Regions from separate parts of the Homo sapiens genome. Here region 2 is linked to region 1. A link is a contact called in ENCODE Hi-C or POLR2A ChIA-PET data. All regions are on one chromosome and are shown on one strand. The core of a region is the stretch at or near the end of the contact, and the rest is flanking DNA. Distances in the headings are between cores, read along the strand shown. Region 1 overlaps LINC02800 (long intergenic non-protein coding RNA 2800). Region 2 overlaps CLIC4 (chloride intracellular channel 4).

Region 1 (2,981 bases), core at 183-2,682:
TAGACTTTTCTTCCTGGTACAATAAACCAAGCTCTTGGCTCCTCCCAGACAGCAGTGTCTCAGCTTTCTTCCTGGGACTGGTCCTCTCTTCTCAGATCCAGTTCCTGGCCTCCTCCTGCTTATAGCCTCCAGCCAAGCTGCTGAATCTGGCAACCCAGGCCCTGGCCAACCTTTCCTTCTTGTCCAGGCCCCTAGCGGCCGCCAACTTCCCCAAAGCCAGCAGGCACGTGCAGGACATGCCAGCTTGGAATAGGTTTCCTGCGCCCTCTCTCTTCCCCCTCAACTCTGTAAAATCCCTTTTTTTGATTCCTCCTCTTCAGAGATGGAGCCGGGCAGGACTAACCCTGCTGTGCAGATGGAATAAAAGGCAGGGACCTGTTCCACGATGCTCCCAAGCTCAGATCACAGCGAGCTAAAGGGAACCTGGGAGGTGGGTCTCCTAAGCCTCAGGCACAGGTGAGTCACTCGCCACTCAGACCACACTCATCTTTCAGACTCAGGTGTTCACTGGGGGCTCAGTGGGCATCTTCTGTCTTTCGGCCCTGTGCTGGGCACAGGGCTTGACTAAGATGGAGGGAGACCGTGCTGAGCCTCGGGAGGCTGAGACACGGGCTGGGCCTCGAGACGGGGAGATGGGGGCTGAGCCTCAGGAGGCTGAGATGGGGCTCGGCTGGGGGATGGCTGCTGTGGATCATAACAGATAGACAGTTCTACCTACCCTGTGATAGGGGATGGGCAGCCAGGGTGCTGTCAGAGGACAGATTTCTGGATGCTTGTGGAGACCCATGAAACCACAGGCTCCCTAAAGCACGTGTCTTTTTAAAAGGGTCCATCTTGGATCCATCTTTCCCCACACTCACCGTTGAACATGATTCTCCAGCCCTCTATAGCCTCAATATCCCTCTCTTGGCCAAATAGAATCTCTTTCCTGATTCCCCCATCCCCCGCCAGGGCATACATCCCCACCTCCCACACACCCCTGCTGCCCACACATCCCTGCTGCCCACACACCCCTGCTGCCCACACACCCCTGCTGCCCACACACCCCTGCTGCTTAGCATCAGGTGAACTTCTGGGAAGGCCCTGGAAAGGGCCCAGCAGGTGGGGGAGCAGCCTCTGAACCACCTCCCTTTCTTCCCCGTGCCCTCCTGCCTCAGCCACCATCTCCTTCCATGTACCCCTCCCTTCATTCTTCCTCTTGGCGTGGCATCCACAGCCTACAGAATATCTGTCCCTAGCCCTTATCACTGTCCACTCCCAGCCTGGGTTTTGCATAAGGAAGATGCCAGGACTTATTGCTTGATAAACTCCAGCGTGCCTTTGCCTCCCTCCCTCCCTCCTTCCCTCCCTCCTGCCTACGAAATCTGCAATCTTTGGCATGTGTTTGTTACACGGAATGCCACCAGTGGGTCATCAGCTGTCACTGTGAACAAACAAGAAAAAGAAAATGCAAAGCAGGCCGCTGCTTGGTGTGCCGGTGCCCCAAACCACAATGGCACACCTGGTGGTTTTCGGTGGAAGGCGGCCTGGGTTCAGCCCACGTGTTGGCCTGGGGACATCGCATGAGTCAGCTGAGGTGGATAGTCGTTCTTATTTATGGTGATTAAAAATACCTCTGTTTTTCCTTTACATAAAAACAATACACATTAGCTGTAGAATAATTAGAACTAGAAACTTTGGCTGCAACAAACAAAAACCAAAGACGTACCTGTAACGCGCCCCCCCGCCGCCCCGACCCCCACCCACTCACGCACCTAGAAATGATCACTGTGAGCTGCTTGGGAGGTGCTCGCAGACCACATGCCTTTTTTTTTTTTTTTCACTTATACAAAATGAGCTCATACTGTACATATTGTTTTATAACCTGCCTTTTTTGTTGAACAATATATTGTGAGTAAAAACTGCTAACATTTCATTAGACTTACTGTGGGCCTGCCCTGTGCCAAGCACTTTGTTTGTACATCAAGGATGTCATTTAGTCAACCCTAAGAGGTCAACTATTTACTGCCCCCATTTTACAGAGAGGACATCGAAGGGTCAAGTACTCTGTCGAGACCAAGAGGCAGTAAGAGGTGGGAATCCCTGGCCTGGGAGGCGGAAGGCTCCAGCTTCTCAGTGACTGACAAGTCGCTCTCTGGTTCGGGGCCTCGGGCTTCTCATCTGTAAAGTAAGGGGTGCTGGGGCTGGGCCAGAACAGCCTTCTGCACTGGGGAGGGGGCAGCAGACCCCACTCCCACTTACAGAGGCCACCCCCTCTGAGGCCTGCCTTCCTCCTCATTCTGAGTCTGACTCCCACTAAGCCTCGTGCCGAGCACTGTTCTGAGTACTAATGAGGTATGTATTCTTTCTTTCTTTTTAATTTTTTTAGAGAGTGGGTCTTGCTTTGTTGCCCAGGCTAGAGTACAGTGGTGCAGTCACAGCTCACTGCAGGCTCAGCCTCCTGGGCTCAAGTAATCCTTCCACCTCGGCCTCCTGAGTAGCTCAAAATACATGCATGCTCCACCATGCTCAGCTGATTTTCTTTGAGATGGAACCTTCCTCTGTCACCCAGGCTGGAGGGTGGTGGCATGATCTCTGCTCACTGAAACCTCCACCTCCCAGTTCAAGGGATTCTCCTGCCTCCCGAGTAGCTGGGATTACAGGCCGGCACCACCACACCTGGCTACTTTTTGTATTTTTAGTAGAGGTGGGGTTTCACCATGTTGGCCAGGCTAGTCTTGAACTCCTGACCTCAAATGATCTGCCTGCCTTGGCCTCCCAAAGTGCTGCGATTACAGATGTGAGCCACTGCACCCAGCCCCAGCTAACTTTTTTTTATTTTTGTAGAAACAGGGTCTTGCTATGTTGCCCAGGTTGGTCTTGAACTCCTGGCCTCAAGCAAGTCTCTCACCTTGGCCTCCCAAAACTCTGGGATTACAGGCATGAGCCACTGCACCTGGCCGGTAGGTGTTATTTCTATCCCCTTTGTACACAAGAGGAAA
Region 2 (2,981 bases), core at 205-2,704, 550 kb after region 1:
TGGCCAACATGGTGAAACCCCATCTCTACTAAAAATACAAAAATTAGCTGGGCGTGGTGGCGCGTGCCTGTAGTCCCAGCTACTCGGGAGGCTGAGGCAGGAGAATTGCTTGAACCCGGGAGGCAGAGGTTGTGGTGTGCGGAGATTGCGCCACTGTACTCCAGCCTGGGCAACAGAGTAAGACTCCATCTCAAAAAAAAAAAAAAAAAAGAAAGAAAGGAAGGGTGGTGGGTGGAAAACAGCATGGAGAAGGGAAACAAGTGGGCCAGAGATGAGTTAAAAAAAATTTTTACTGAGTGAGGAATAGGAAGGAATTTCCATAAACTCAAAAAAAGTGCATCCATGAATAATCTGTAAAACATGATACTTAACGGTGAAACTTTAGAACAGTATTAAACTTAGAATAAGCTACTATCGGGCCGGGTGAGGTGACTCACACCTGTAGCATTTTGGGATGCCGAGATGGGGAGATCACTTGAGGCCAGGAGTTCGAGACCAGCCTGGCCAACATGGTGAAACCCTGTCTCTACTAAAAATAGAAAAATTAGCCAGGCATGGTGGTGGGCCCAGCTATTCGGGAGGCTGAGGCATGAGAATCGCTTGAACCGGGGAGGCAAAGGTTGGAGTGAGCCAAGATCAAGTCACTGCACTCCAGCCTGGGCGACAGAGTGAGACTTCGTCTCAAAAAAAAAAAAAAAAAGATAAAGCTATTATCAGTTATGGCTCTATTCAGTATTCTATTATTCTATTGGAGGAGCTAATCAAAGAAGACAAGAAAAATTAAGTATCTGAATTAGGAAGAGATCAGTGATTAATGCCCTGCTTACTATTAATTTCATCTTTCAGTTAGAATAGCAGAGGGGCGTGTGCAGTTTTCCAAACTTGAGTCACTTGCATCCCCTTTCTGTTTTTCATATTTGTGTTGAGAACCACTGAAAATCATCCTTCCTACCACTAGTTGTAAGCCTTTCTCATTGGGCTTGGTGGCAGAGAATCAGGGTTCAAGTCACAGTTCTTTACTCCTTGGTTGGGTGACCCTAGGCAGTTTGTTTTCACTCTTTAAGCCTTGTTTGTCTCATTTGTGAAATAAGAAATGTTTTCTGCTACCCAGTGATTCAACATAGGCAAACTTTGCACTGATACAGATCAGGTTTTTTGTTTTTTTTTTTTTTTTTTTTTTTAATGAGATGGTGTCTCGCTCTGTCACCCTGGCTGCTGGAGTGCAGTGGCGCGATCTCGGCTCACTGCACCCTCTGCCTCCCAGGTTGAAGTGATTCTTCTGCCTTTGCCTTCCGAGGAGCGCATGCACCACTACGCCTGGCTGATTTTTGTATTTTAGAAGAGACTGGGTTTTACCATGTTGGCCAGGCTGGTCTCAAACTCCTGACCTTAAGTGATCTGCCTGCCTTGGCCTCCCAAAGTGCTGGGATTACAGGCTTGAGCCTCTGTGCTTGGCCCCTAGACCAGTTTGTTTGAAAGGGGAAAAAAGGACAGGTAAAATGTGGTAAAGGGCATTCTTGATCTCTTCTCAAAACCTACGTGTGGGAAATGCAAATGGGGGAAATACCCTTGTAAATATAGTTATTTTGAAAGCAGTGGACCAGGTGTGGTGGCACACTCCTGTAATCCCAGCCTTTTGGGAGGCGGAGGGGGGTGGATCACTTGATGTTGAGACCAGCCTGGGCAACATGGCGAAACCGCATTTCTACTAAAAATACAAAAATTAGCCACGCATAGTGGTGCATGGCTGTAATCCCAGCTACTCGGGAGACTGAGGCAGGAGAATTGCTTGAACCTGGGAGGCGGTGGTTGCAGTGAGCCGAGATAGTGCCACTGCACCCCAGCCTGGGTGACAGAGCAAGACTCCATCTCAAAAAATAAAAATTAAAAAAAAAAAAAAGAAAGTAGAGAGGGTGCAGAGGCTGTGGTTGTCCAGAGTGGTATGTTGAACAGTGTTAACCTGCCAAGAGGTATCTGAGTTTGTAAAAGAAAACTATTTACAGTTGAAGCACATAGCATGTATGGAAATTAGAAATTTGGTGGTGGCGCTAGGGGAAAGGCCAAGAGATGTAATGGGGCTTTGAGCCTACCTGTCTAGCTAGCACTGAGCTTCACATTTAAGAGAGAGAGATGAGCACCTTCTCAAATAGTATGACTGAACTCACAGCTGCATTTCCTTCCTTGTGAGTAGTTTTTGGAGTTGTCTGCCTGTGAGCCCATTAACTCCCTGTCATCTATATAACAGCAGGATGGTTTTTTTGGTTTGTTTTTGTTTTGTTTTACCCTCAACATCTGGAGGATAGATAGGATGCCCTCTCAAAAGTAAAAAAGGCAGCTGGGCTGTGGTGGCTCACGCCTGTAATCCTAGCACTGTAGGAGGCCAAGGAGGATGAATCTTTTGAGCGCAGGAGTTCTAGACCAGCCTGGGCAACATGGCGAGACCCTGTCTCTACAAAAACTATTAAAAAAATTGCCAGGCACAGTGGCTCACGCCTGTAATCCCAGTACTTTGGGAGGCTGAGGCAGGCGGATCTCTTGAGCCTAGGAGTTCGAGACCAGCCTGGGCAACGTAGCAAAACCCCATCTCTACAAAAAATATAAAAAATTAGCTGGGTGTGGTGATACATGCCTGTGGTCCCAGCTGAGGTGGGAGGATTCCTTTAGCCTGGGAGGCAGAGGTTGGCTGTGAGCCGTGATCGTGCCACTGCACTCCAGCTTGGGTGAGACCCTATCTCTAAATAAATAAGTAAGTAACTAAGCTGGGCCTGGTGGCCCACGCCTGCAGCCCTAGCCCTAGAGGCTGCGGGTGGGAGGATTGTTTGAGCCCAGGAGTTCGAGGCTGCAGTGAGCTTATGATCATGTACCTGCACTCCAATCTGGGTGACAGAACAAGACCCTGTCTCGGGAGGAAAACAACAAAGGCTTATAATGGCAATCATCCTCAACAGTGGAGATGCTCTCTACCCCACTCAGGAGCCTGG

The links. Hi-C counts contacts between places; a loop is a spot of excess contacts on that map. ChIA-PET counts read pairs that join two places held with the same protein, here RNA polymerase II (POLR2A). Pooled maps may share reads with other maps.
Region 2: a pooled map shows a loop between it and region 1 (3-fold over the local background). The contact joins two enhancer-like sites. A Hi-C loop is called at or near these places in 1 of 168 maps with a recorded cell type or tissue (OCI-LY7), 19 of 37 single-sample maps with no recorded cell type and 7 of 50 pooled maps. POLR2A ChIA-PET finds 5 or more read pairs at or near these places in 2 of 52 experiments (A673 and activated B cell).

Annotation. Positions count from the first base shown.
Region 1 is chr1:24,202,144-24,205,124 of GRCh38, forward strand. LINC02800 (long intergenic non-protein coding RNA 2800) reads left to right here. Exons shown (of 3, transcript NR_027087.2): 2 at 321-456. Among named protein-coding and RNA genes, the nearest start is that of LINC02800, 3.4 kb to the left of the region's middle. Within about 2 kb of position 1,433, at least 5 of the 41 ENCODE cell types and tissues checked have a DNase peak (open chromatin) inside an H3K27ac peak, as active enhancers do; they include OCI-LY7, where a contact is called at or near this core.
Region 2 is chr1:24,747,342-24,750,322 of GRCh38, forward strand. All of the region lies in intron 1 of CLIC4 (chloride intracellular channel 4), which reads left to right. Among named protein-coding and RNA genes, the nearest start is that of CLIC4, 3.4 kb to the left of the region's middle. RefSeq lists a silencer at 2,139-2,218. Within about 2 kb of position 1,455, at least 4 of the 41 ENCODE cell types and tissues checked have a DNase peak (open chromatin) inside an H3K27ac peak, as active enhancers do; they include OCI-LY7, where a contact is called at or near this core.